Regions from separate parts of the Homo sapiens genome. Here regions 1 and 3 are each linked to region 2. Evidence: chromatin contacts called from ENCODE Hi-C data. All regions are on one chromosome and are shown on one strand. Each heading gives the region's core, a stretch centred on a gene start or an enhancer-like site at or near the end of the contact. The rest is flanking DNA. Distances are from core to core; before and after follow the strand shown. Region 1 has its middle 52 kb from the start of WDR17. Region 2 holds the start of NEIL3 (nei like DNA glycosylase 3). Region 3 holds the start of WDR17 (WD repeat domain 17).

What was found. A loop is a pair of places that touch in the nucleus more often than their neighbours do. Pooled maps may share reads with other maps.
Region 1: a loop to region 2 is called in a pooled map, with 23 times the contacts of the local background. The contact joins the enhancer-like site here to the promoter of NEIL3 in region 2. A Hi-C loop is called at or near these places in 2 of 50 pooled maps.
Region 3: a pooled map shows a loop between it and region 2 (8-fold over the local background). The contact joins the promoter of WDR17 here to the promoter of NEIL3 in region 2. A Hi-C loop is called at or near these places in 4 of 50 pooled maps.

What each region holds. Positions count from the first base shown.
Region 1 is chr4:176,011,654-176,015,622 of GRCh38, reverse strand. It overlaps the pseudogene MARK2P4. Among named protein-coding and RNA genes, the nearest start is that of WDR17, 52 kb to the left of the region's middle. Within about 2 kb of position 1,987, at least 2 of the 41 ENCODE cell types and tissues checked have a DNase peak (open chromatin) inside an H3K27ac peak, as active enhancers do.
Region 2 is chr4:177,308,307-177,312,105 of GRCh38, reverse strand. NEIL3 (nei like DNA glycosylase 3) reads right to left here and starts at 2,232. Exons shown (of 10, transcript NM_018248.3): 1 at 1,997-2,232. The coding sequence starts at 2,152. RefSeq lists an enhancer at 2,062-2,151 and a silencer at 2,232-2,351.
Region 3 is chr4:176,063,423-176,067,137 of GRCh38, reverse strand. It overlaps WDR17 (WD repeat domain 17), which reads right to left and starts at 1,297. Exons shown (of 29, transcript NM_181265.4): 1 at 1,059-1,297. RefSeq lists a silencer at 1,042-1,421.

The sequences.
Region 1 (3,969 bases), core at 738-3,237, 1.3 Mb after region 2:
TGAGACCAACCATTCAGAGTTTTTAAAAAAGAAATTATAAATTTTAGGCTGGGCACAGTGGCTCATGCTTGTAATCCCAACACTGGGAGGCCAAGGTGGGCAGATCACCTGAGGTTAGGAGTTTGAGACCAGCCTGACCAACATGGTGAAACCCCGTCTCTACCAAGAATACAAAATTAGCCGGGCATGTTGGGGCATGCCTGTAATCCCAGGCTACTCAGGAAGCTGAGAGAGGAGAATTGCTTGAACCCAGGAAGCAGAGGTTGCAGTGAGCTGAGATCACACTATTGCCCTCCAGCCTGGGCAACAAGAGCAAAACTCCGTCTCAAAAAAAAAAAAAAGAAAGAAAGAAAGAAAGAAAGAAAGAAATTATATATTTTAAATGTAGATACTATGAGCTCTTTAAAAGCCAAAGTTTATTGTAAGTTCCAAACTAGGAATGAAAAAGTCACTGAAACACTCTGCAGGTTTTAAATTCTAACGAGGTAAATATTGATCAATATAACTCAGATTAAAAGCTTTTTAGGAACACCTCAACCCCCCTCTTAAGAGAAATGTGTTCCAAAACCAAAATGTAAGAAAACCACTCTGGATTATCCTTACCAGTGATAGTTCATTTCTTGCTATAACCTGCATAAGGAGCTATTTTTATGAAATTCTAAGAACCTACAACTTCTGGGTCTAAACTTTGGTGCTTCCAGCTCAGGAAGCTGGTTTTCCATGACCTGAGAGACTTTGACCAAAGTTAACTTTTTATCTCTTTGGCTTTTTTTCTCTTTTGCTTGTTTTAAATTTTTCTTCTATACTGTTTTTTTCTGTTCCTCATTTTTTATTATTTTCTTACTTTCTTTTTTCTCACTGCCCTTTTTCATTTTTATTTTTCTCATTTTTATTATTCAGTCTTTTTCTCATTTTTCTTTTCTTAATTTCTCTCATTTTTTTGTTTAGTTATTGTTAATTTCTGGTACTTTTTATTTTTGTTTGGTGTTGTGTTTTGATTCCTCTCAATGACCAGTTCATTGGGTAGACTCTGGGCCTGAGTTTCTGTTGATGCGATTTGGACCAAGCTTCTCACCAGCTTTTCCCAATTGTAAGCTGACTTTGTGACAACTTGCCTATAAGCCCAACATGCTGCAGTGCCTCTCAGCCATCTCTATTCAGGAAGAGACCCATAATGGCAACGACTGGCTCCTTAGTCGACTGGCTCCATCAGTGGGGGTAACTTCACCAAGGTGAAATTGGTGTGGCACATTTTCACTGGGAAAGAGGTGGCTGCAAAGACCATCAGTAAGACTCAGCAGAACTCCCCCAGCCTCCTGTGACTGTTCCAGAAAAACCAAATCAAGAAGGCCTTGAATCAACCCACCATAGTGAAATTATCTGAAGTGATTGACATTAAGAAAATCCTCTACAGTATTGTGGAGTATGTTGGTGGAGGAGGGGGTGTTCCATTACCTGGTGGCTGATGGCAGCATGAAAGAGAAAAAAGCACAAGGCGAATTTTGCCATGAAGTGCCTATTGTGCAGTGTTACCACCAGAGGTGTATGGTCCTTAGAGACCTGTGGGCAGAACATCTGCACAGCTGACATTGTAGGCTAGCTTCACAACAAATTCACCTTTGGCAACAAGCTAGCTGCCCTCTGTGGCAGCCCTCTTTATATTGCCCCACAGCTCTTCCAGGGCCCAAAGTACAACAGCTGCTAGTGAATGAGTAAAGACTGGCAGTTATCCTCTATCGGCTGCTCAGTGTGCCCCTGCTGCCTTGTGATAGACAGAACTTCAAGGAGTTGCCAGAGTAGATATTGAGAAGAATATCTGGTATTTCTTGCTATATGCCCATGGAGTGTGAAAACCTGCTCAAGAAATTTCTTGTCCTCAACTCTCGCAGGAGAGGCACTTTAGAGGAAATCATGAAGCATCCGTGGATGAACATGGACCACGAGGAGGAACTGAAATCTAAACTCTTACATTGACCACTTCCTGCTTTTAAGAATCCCTGACAGACTGAGATAATGCCCATGGCTTATACGTGCGAAGAGATTCAGAGCTTGTTAATGGGTCAGAATTATGCCAAAGCAATGACCATCCATCTGCTCCTGGGCTACGAGAGATCTGAGATGGAGCACTACCCCATTATCCTCAAGCCTCGGCTTCAGCTCATCCCACCAACAGCTGTACTCCTTCCTCACTTGCAAGGTATAGCATGAGATCTCTGCCACCTCAAAGCGGCAGAGTTTCAATGAGCCTGCCATTCCCACCTTTAATTCTCACTCTAAGAATAGCAAAGACATGGAAGCAGCCTAGATGCTCATCAGTGGTGAATAGGTTAAATAAAATGTGCTACATATACACTAGAATACTATGCAGCCGCAAAAAATGAAATCATGTCCTTTACAGCAACATGGATACAGCTGGAGGCCATTATACTAGGCAAATTAATGCAGGAACAGAAGACCAAGTATCACATGTTGTCACTTGTAAGTGAGAGCTAAGCATTGGGTACACATGGACATAAAGATGGGTATAGTAGACAGGTACTAGACGGGAAAGGGCTGAAAAAAAATATATATATTATATATTTATATGTATAATGTTTATATATATAGTAGACATATATTAGAGGCAAAAGGGCTGAAAGCCATCTATTGGGTACTGTGCTCACTACCTGGACAACAGGATCATTCATAGCCCAGACCTCAGCATCACACAATATACCGGTGTAACACGCCTGCACATGTACTCCTGAATCTAAAATAAAAGTTGAATTTATTTAAAAAGTCCCCTTATGACCCCTTCTGTGGGGCACTGAACCACTTGTGATCTGCTGCTACCCAATCCATGAATCACTGAATATTCACATGAACTCATTAAATTTTTTCAAAAATGTAGTCAGAGTGCCACAAGAATTCAGTGGTCCGGGCAGAACCAGGAGTCAGAGTGGAAGGCCAGTGGCTCTGTGAAAGTGCCTGCTGGTCACCTAATCTGCCTAGAGGTGAAGACCACCTCCTTACAGCATAGCCCTCCAGTATGGCCCTGTGGCCTCCCTCTCTACCCACAATGCTGGCAGCATTGGTGGAGCCCAAGTTGAAACTGATTTCCTCCAGGGTCTCTCCTCCAGATGAAAATCCCTTCACTCTGGGCAGTTCGGAAAGGTGCACAACCAGCAAAATATGCTTGAGGATGAGACCCCCAGCCTCTTCTGATAACAGCCAGACCCTGCAGTGGGGCACTGGGAGGTTCCTCACCATTGATCTGCAGATATGTATGTTTCCAGTTGGCCAGAAACATAACAGCATAAAGCTGAAAGCAGTGCATATCAGACATAAAAAGATGGGCAGCAGAGGCAGGAGAGGCAGTGATAAAATCAAGAAAGAATGTCAGGAGTTCAAGCTGTGCTCCCTGGTTTTACCTGGAGAATGAAGACCATGAGCTCCGTGTAGCCCACCGAGATGCCAGAGATCAGCCAGGTGCCTGGTCAAGAGAGCTTTGTGCAGTGAAGAATGGAGGTGTCCAAACTCTTTCTGTGGGGTTCAAATTAAGATGATATTCAGCACCTTTGAGGCCTTCAAAAGCATTATCTCCAGAATAACTGGTAAGCCTGGGGAACTGCCAGTATTCATCAGAGAGACAAGAGGAGAGACCTCTGGCCCTAGTCATAGGCCTGGCACTCTGCCCCACCTGGTGAAACTTTAGAGACTGGACTGCTTCGAGAACATGGTTCTGTAAATATAAAACACACACACACCCACACACACACACACACACACACACACACAATTTAAAACAACATATGCTAATTATTGCATTTAAATGTTAAGGAAAACCACTCTGCTTTATTGCTATAGCTGTCACAAGACACTTACCTACAGCTTTGCAACGGGGAGGCTCAAAACCCTTCAAAATTCTCTTGTGACTCAACTGCAAACCACAAAAGAAAATCACTTTCCTCAAGGGAAACCAAAGCCCAG
Region 2 (3,799 bases), core at 983-3,482:
ATAATCACAACAAAACTTAAAAGGAAATGTTTAAGCTATTTTTCCTAAATACCAATGAGGTGATATTTATTTAAAACATTAGGTTGGACTCTCACAGCAGAAAGCATATCCTACTCATCTTCGTATCCGCAGGAGCTAGCATAAAACCTAACACAAAATACGTTGTGGTTGAATGATGTAAATGATGATATCCCTAAGTATATTCATGTCATATCCATTGCTTAGCCCTCCCATCATAGTGATTCTCTTGTCTTCATCTCCACCACCAGCACTTGACCCCAAATTTGTCACCTGGATTTCTGCAGTCGACTCCTAAATGAGAGGGCAGTGTCTACTCTGGCTTTCTTTCAGTCTTTTTCCTGTTCCAATCCCTGAGCTGCATGGCTTCTACTCACCCTGCACACCTCAGCTTTTTTTTTTTTTTTTTTTTTGAGACAGAGTTTCGCTCTTGTTGCCCAGGCTGGGGTGCAATAACGCGACCTCAGCTCACTGCAACCTCCACCTCCTGGATTCAAGCGATTCTCCTGCCTCAGCCTCCTGAGTAGCTGGGATTACAGGCATGCACCAGCATGCCTGACTAATTTTTTATTTTTGTAGGGATGGAATTTCTCCATATTGGTCAGGCTGGTGTTGAACTCCCAACCTCAGGCGATCTGCCCACCTCAGCATCCCAAAGTGCTGGGATTACAGGCATGAGCCACTGCACCCGGCCCACACCTCAGCTTTGCTACTTCCCTGGGGAAGCCTTCCCAGGTCTTCCTACAAGTCCTTAAAGAATCGTGTATCTCTCCTTCACAGAACTTATTAATTTATATTTCTTTAGGTGATTATTTAATGAATGTCTTTGTGTCTTCCCAACTGAAGTATAGGCTCCAAAAGAGGAAGTATTTGTTTTTGCTCCCCAGGTGTCTTGAGTATTCAAAATTTTATTGAATGAGTAATTTTCATAAATATTAATATTCTTAAGAAACCATCTAAAATCCATCTCTGTGGTACCCTGAAACGATTTTAGAAACACTATAACAATAATAAAAAAAAATAGGTACAGAGTACTTACTGGCATATCAAGTCAAAATAAACAAAAGGGCAATTGGAAGGAGATGTAAAACTTATTTTTTCCCAAGTTTGAAAATATATTTTCTTAGACTTAGAACCTCATTTCTTTCAAGTTGTAAGCATATGCTAATTTCATAGCAGGCAACTTTTTCTTCCAGGACCAAAGGCTATAAGAAGCTTTGCAGAAGAAATTGAAATACAGTGCAATATTGCATGTAGGCATGAAATACAATCATCCATACATCTAGAGGGCTTTTAAAACATGATGCCTTAATCAGAATATTTTTAGTACAAGTTCTGGCCAAATGAATACCACATCGTCTGCAATGAATGCCTGAGTGGCAAGAAGCTGTGCTAGTTTACTTTAAAAAGAAATAAATTCACTTAAGGGAACCAGAACTGGGTTTCATTGCCCCTTAATTAGATGGCAATATGAAGTTGAGTGAGAAGTTAGTGCTAAATTTTCTACGTGTAGTTTTAGAATTATATACTAGTTGTGATATACTTACCAATTGCAGATTAGCCAAGCAAGAAAGTAGAATTTTATGCTAAAAGCTTAAAATGGGACGAAGAAAACATATCAGAGGTAGCAGAGATTTGATAATATCAATAGTAAAAAATGCAGCTGTAGACATGGGAAACCATGTGTGTATCATAAAGAAGTTAAGTAAGGTGACTCGGATAAAACACCTTCACTGGATTCCCCTAGGGCATCTTGCTCCGGCAGCGTGAGCCCAGAACGCTAGCCCTCCTCTCCTGCGCAGGCGCGCTAGGACCGACTTCTCCCTACAGTAAAGTGACGATAAACTCTGTGAAAGGTGGGACCCCAGGAAACCTGGGCCAGAGCAAAGAGATGACACTTTAAATCCTGGAACCCTGATGGGGTCTTTATTCCATTTCCCCCCTGCTGACTGCATGGCCTGTTACAGGAGTAGCTCACCTGCGGGGAGACCACAACCGTGGAGGCTGCGAGCCGCAAGGCGCGGCCCTGCAGACTCCGCAGAGCGCTTCCCCGCACGCCGGTCACCGCCTGGCCCGGGAGCACCCGCGCGCGAATCTTCTCTCCATTCAGAGTACAGCCTGGTCCTTCCACCATCTCTGTGGCCGGCACTGTGGCCCACCGATTGCAGGGCCTGGTGAGAATACCGCTGTGCAACTCAACGCTGCGCGGGCACTGACCGCACGCAGAGGAAATTCAAATCTCGCGCGCGTCTGGCCCCGCCCAGGCCCCGCCCAAACAGCACCCTAGCTGTTGAGGTCGCTCCCTACGGCGCATGCGCTGTGGTTCACCCCCGCCCTAGGTCTTGCTGTGGGTTTATTAAGAAAACGCAAACGCGCGTGGGGCGGGGGGCGTGGAGGACAACTAACTAGGCTGAACTGTAAAAGCAGAAGAAATTGGGACTTGGAAAGCTCTGAATGTATTTTCTTTGCGTTAAAGTTTTGCCCTTGTCTTTGAGCTACTTAGTATACACACATTTTCTGATCTGGTCCTCTTAATCTGTCCTTGTCTGTGACAGGACAGATATGTCACAGACAATCTTGTTTTTGGCTCTGTTTTTGGCATGCTATATTCGGACGTGGGTGGGATAAGAGAAACGAAGAAGAGGGTTTTTGGAACAAACAGCAGAATATATTCTAGTGTCTATATTTAAAAACTCCATTATTAGATAGTTAAGTGAGCCCTACCTAAGTGCATGCATCCATTTTGTAAGGGGACGCCCCAAGATGAAAGCTATATGAAATTGCTTTGTTAAACGTAGAGGTTTATATAAATTTGAGGGTAATGCGTAGCTTTTCAAATTTACCCACAACCCTAACCAAAGATGCATGCATACATATAAATCTATGAAGTTTATGACTCCATATAGTTTTGTAAATTATAAAGTGTATTCTTTTTTGAAAACTGAAATACTACACATTAAAACAGAATGTCAATTTCTAAGTGATTTCATAAGCATAGCACTGTGCTGCCGTTAAACCACAAGAGCATATACACAGGTGGTTGCTGACTTAGGATGCCCCAGCGTAACAGTGTTTTGACTGTATGATGGTGCAAAAGTGACACACAGTAGAAACTGTACTTTGAGTACTCATATAGCCATTCTGTTTTTCATTTTCAGTACAGTAGTCAATAAATTATTCAACACTTTATTATAAAATATGCTTTGTGTTAGGTGATTTTTCCCAACTGTAGGCTAATGTAAGTGTTCTGAACACATTTAAGGAGGGCCTCGTGAAGCTATGATGTTTGGTAGGTTAGATATATTAAAGGCATTTTCGACTTACTGTATTTTCAGTTTACAACGGGTTTATCAGGACATAACCCCATCGTAAGTTGAGGAGCATCTGTATACTAGAGAGTTGAATTTGAATATACTGAAGACTTGATTGAAATTTTGAAAAGTATTAAATCTTTCCTTTGCAGGGAGAGATTAGTGATCAAAAGTTGGCTGGATCAATTTCAGGACTATTTGTACTTTACTCCCTTGTTCAATTCAATAATCTCTGTCCTTTGATGGAGAAAAGTCCTATATACCTTCTCCTCTTTCAGCGTTGTACTAGTTATTTATTGTTACCTCATCAATTATCCCATTTGTTATTTCAAAGTTTCTGTGGGTCAGGAATTTGGCAATAGTCTAGCTAGCCAGAGTCATCCTGGCTCAGCATTTCTCAAGAGGTTACAGTTAAAATATTAGCCAAGGCTAAAGTGCCCCAAAGGCTTTTTGTAGCTAAAAGATCCACT
Region 3 (3,715 bases), core at 48-2,547, 1.2 Mb after region 2:
GAATCTCAAAAGGATGTAAGAGTGCTTTCTCCACAGAGTTTGTTTCACCACCCGCCCAGCATCAGCTCCTGGCAAGCAGGGTAATGATAAGGCATAAATCTACAAATAAATTAATGCTTAAACTCTTGTGGAGTTCAAATTTATAAATTCTCATAAATTCATTGTCATTTATTTTCTAATTTTTACAACGCAGAAATGTTATTAGAGTGCTAAGAACGGCAACTATAATCTCACATTGTTGGGCTTTGGCCGTTTCGTATCCTTTTACAACGAACTTGTGTTTTTTTGATAGTTTTCTCTAAAGGGTATTTATGAAAGATTCAGAAATGTAGTATCTCTCTTCAAACCCTTGTTAAATATATATAGTATATATGTATATATTAATATGCAAAATAATTTATTTTTGATGCATGGTCGGACTTTTCATTACTTTTCATTCGAATCAATTGCTTTTAATTAATATATTTAAAAAGTCTCCTTAAATTGTTTGTTCCTTTCAATCTTTGCAAGCAAAACAAGTCTGATTTTGGAGAGGGGAGGACAGCAAAGATTCTATTTTACGATCTACTTAATAAATAGTATACCTGCCTTATATCCAATACCGTCTTTTTTCTGGAACGCATTTCCTTTTTACTCAAACCTTTCTTAGTACAACCCTACTAATAAGTCCATCTTCAAAGGGGTAAATGATCTATACAGAAGTGTCTGGCCGGCGGAGGGATGAGAACAGCAACCTAGGCTCTAGACATATACTTAATAGCCATAAAAATAAAACAATGTCCCTCGAAATGTCCACAGTTTACACTGCAATGGTAGTTTAGATACATAAATATTCGCTGCTTGCTGTGCCTTGTAAGAATCAGGTGTGTGGCTCTAAAACTCAGTTGATTATCTCATCAGGCACCATGGTGTGCAAAGCCCTGCAGGACGTACATTACCCTGGTCCGCGATCACAGGGAGGTCAGAGCCCCTCTCGCATGACGCCGCGACAGTTCCAGCATCACCCACATCAATCCTGAGCTTGCCTTGGTATCTCTGCGGCCCCACCGGCTTCTTACCTGGAGGAGGAGGCGGCTGCAGCGGCGGACAGCGGAAGGTGCTGAAGCCGGCGGGCGCAGCTGCGAGGCGAGCACCACCAACGCGCGGACCCTCCCCGCCCTCCCCGCCTGCTCGCTCAGGGCGCCCGGGGGCGGGGCGGCCGGGCCCGCGGGCTCCGAGGGGCGGGAAGCGTGCTCCGCAAGCCCCAGCGCGGAGCCACGATGGAAGGCGCCGCGAGCCCGATCTCCAGGGTCTGCCCCAGAGGCCCACGTGACAGCTACACAGGTCGCTGATTGGAGCGCCCGAGAGGGGGAGGCGGAAGTGGCTCGTGACCCTTGGAGACTAGGCTGAGGGAGAAGTGGTTACCTGGCAACAGAGAAAGTGTGTTGAAGGCGCAGCTCCTCCGTACTGGAGCGAGGCTTTGGGCAGAGGGTTTGCACTGAGGCTGAAAGTGGAGGAAAACGGTGAACCATCAGCGTTCTCACCACCTAACACATTTTATAGCGAGTCTGCACTTTCTAGGAAAATGAGTCAAATATACAGTAAGTCAGTCATCCTGTCTCTTTCTTGAGGGACCTGGAGGAGGGACTTGAACCAGTGCCTGGAATGTGAGTGCAGAATGCTGTCTCGCCTGCACTTCATTATTGTCTGATTGGGCCCAAGAAGGTCTGTGGGAGAGCTCAATGGATAAGATTATTTGTTTATATTAATCGAGTTGTATGTGGTTAATGTATCTGCCTTCACAAAACTGACATTTTCCCTGTGGGATCTGGTTGAATGGAAGTGCTGGATGTTGTCATTCCTACTGGATTCTTCACATCTCTGAAATATCTTCACTACCTGTGGCCTTTATCCAACACACTAGAGAGAATAAGCCTCGACGTACTCGAAACAAAGTGTATTTAATGACATCTATCGAGAATTAATTATACTCCACTCTAAATAGTTAATAAATGAATGGTCGACCTCAACCAGAGAAAGTCCCTGGGCCTAATTCTTACCTTCCTATGCAGTAGATTTTAATGCTCCTTTTTTCCAAAATATTCTCTGCAGAGACGAGTACCTACCACAGCACTCAATATTCTATATTGTAAATTAAAATTAACTTAAATGTTGGATTTCCATATAAAGAATAAACTTGTTAAAGCTAAAATCAGTTCTTACAACTCCGTCCCCTATATTCTAACAAAGTATCTGATGAATAGCAGGTCTTCAATTAATTCTTGATGGATAGATGGATAAAGAAAGAAAGAAATTAGCACATAATCTACCAGAGAAAGTATAAGGGCAATAACTAAATATAACTCAATGTGTTAAGTACTAAAATAGGGTTACATAAAAGTGCTATGAGATGATTTCAGATGAGGGAGGCAGAACTTTTTCTTCCAAGGTATTCAGAGAAGCTTTCAATATGATTAGTATTTGAGCAGGGACTTATAAATAGGTAGAATTTCACCTGATAAAAAGGGGAAAGTGTATACTATGCAGCAGGAGCAGCATTGCCAAAAGCATAAAGTGGGAAAAAATAAACGATTGATGTAAATAAATTTGATGTTTTTGCCTTCTCCGGAGTTGGGGATGTGAATCCAAAGATAAGAAGGAAGATGGAAATTGGCAAAAGACTGTACTAGAAAAATAAGAAAACTTGATTGGGAAAGATGCAGAATTCTATATATGGGTTAGGCTTTAACCTCTAAACCAAAGGAAGAGATTGAAGTTTATAAAATCAGTGCTTTTTCATCAAGAAAGACACCTTGGAAACATTGGAGATACATGGGATGCAGGAAGATGAAGAACATGGTCTGTTAGGAGAAAAATTCAGTAGTTCATGGGAAAAGATGCTGATGACCTGAGTTAAGACAATGAAAATAAGAATAGCGAAGAGGGAAAATCACAAGAAACATTTCTGTGAAAACAGACTATAGTTTTCATTTATGACTGATATTTGCTAGGTATAGTGCTGAATAGTCAATGGTGTACATGAAGAGAAAATGCTGAAGATACAACGTCTAGCTTAGTCCATCGGTTGGACGGAAAAAATCTTTTATGTTTATTTTGCTCATAATGGCTCCAGCTCTCCAGTTAAGAAACAAAAAACCGGCCGGGCGCGGTGTTTCACTCCCGTAATCCCAGCACTTTGGAAGGCCGAGGTGGGCGGATCACCTGAAGTCAGGAGTTTGACGGCAGCGTGGTGGTGAAACCCCGTTCCTACTAAAATACAAGATGAGCTGGGCGTGGTGGCGGGCACCTGTACTTCCAGGTCCTCGGCAGGCTGAGGCAGGAGAATGGCGTGAACCCAGAAGGCGGAGATTGCGCCACTGCACTTTAGCCTGGGTGACAAGAGTGAGACTCCGTCTCAAAAAAAAAAAAGAAAAAAAAGAAAAAGGAAAAAGAAAGAAACATAAAATTGAATGAGACAACTGAAATTATCTAGTTGTGCACTCATAATTTAAAGATGAAGGTGTTTAAATCTCCAGTCATATTAGCAGCAGATTTTGATAGAGTGATCCCGGTCTCCCAGTTCAGGACTCTTATTCCTTTACCAGAATTTAGTTCATTCCTTTTGAACAGATTTAAATAATCACAACTATAGTTAGATTAGATCTAGAGGAACAATATACCTAATTTATAAAACAAAGATCTCTTTACTCTGATTTTTTATTCTTTTATTCAACCA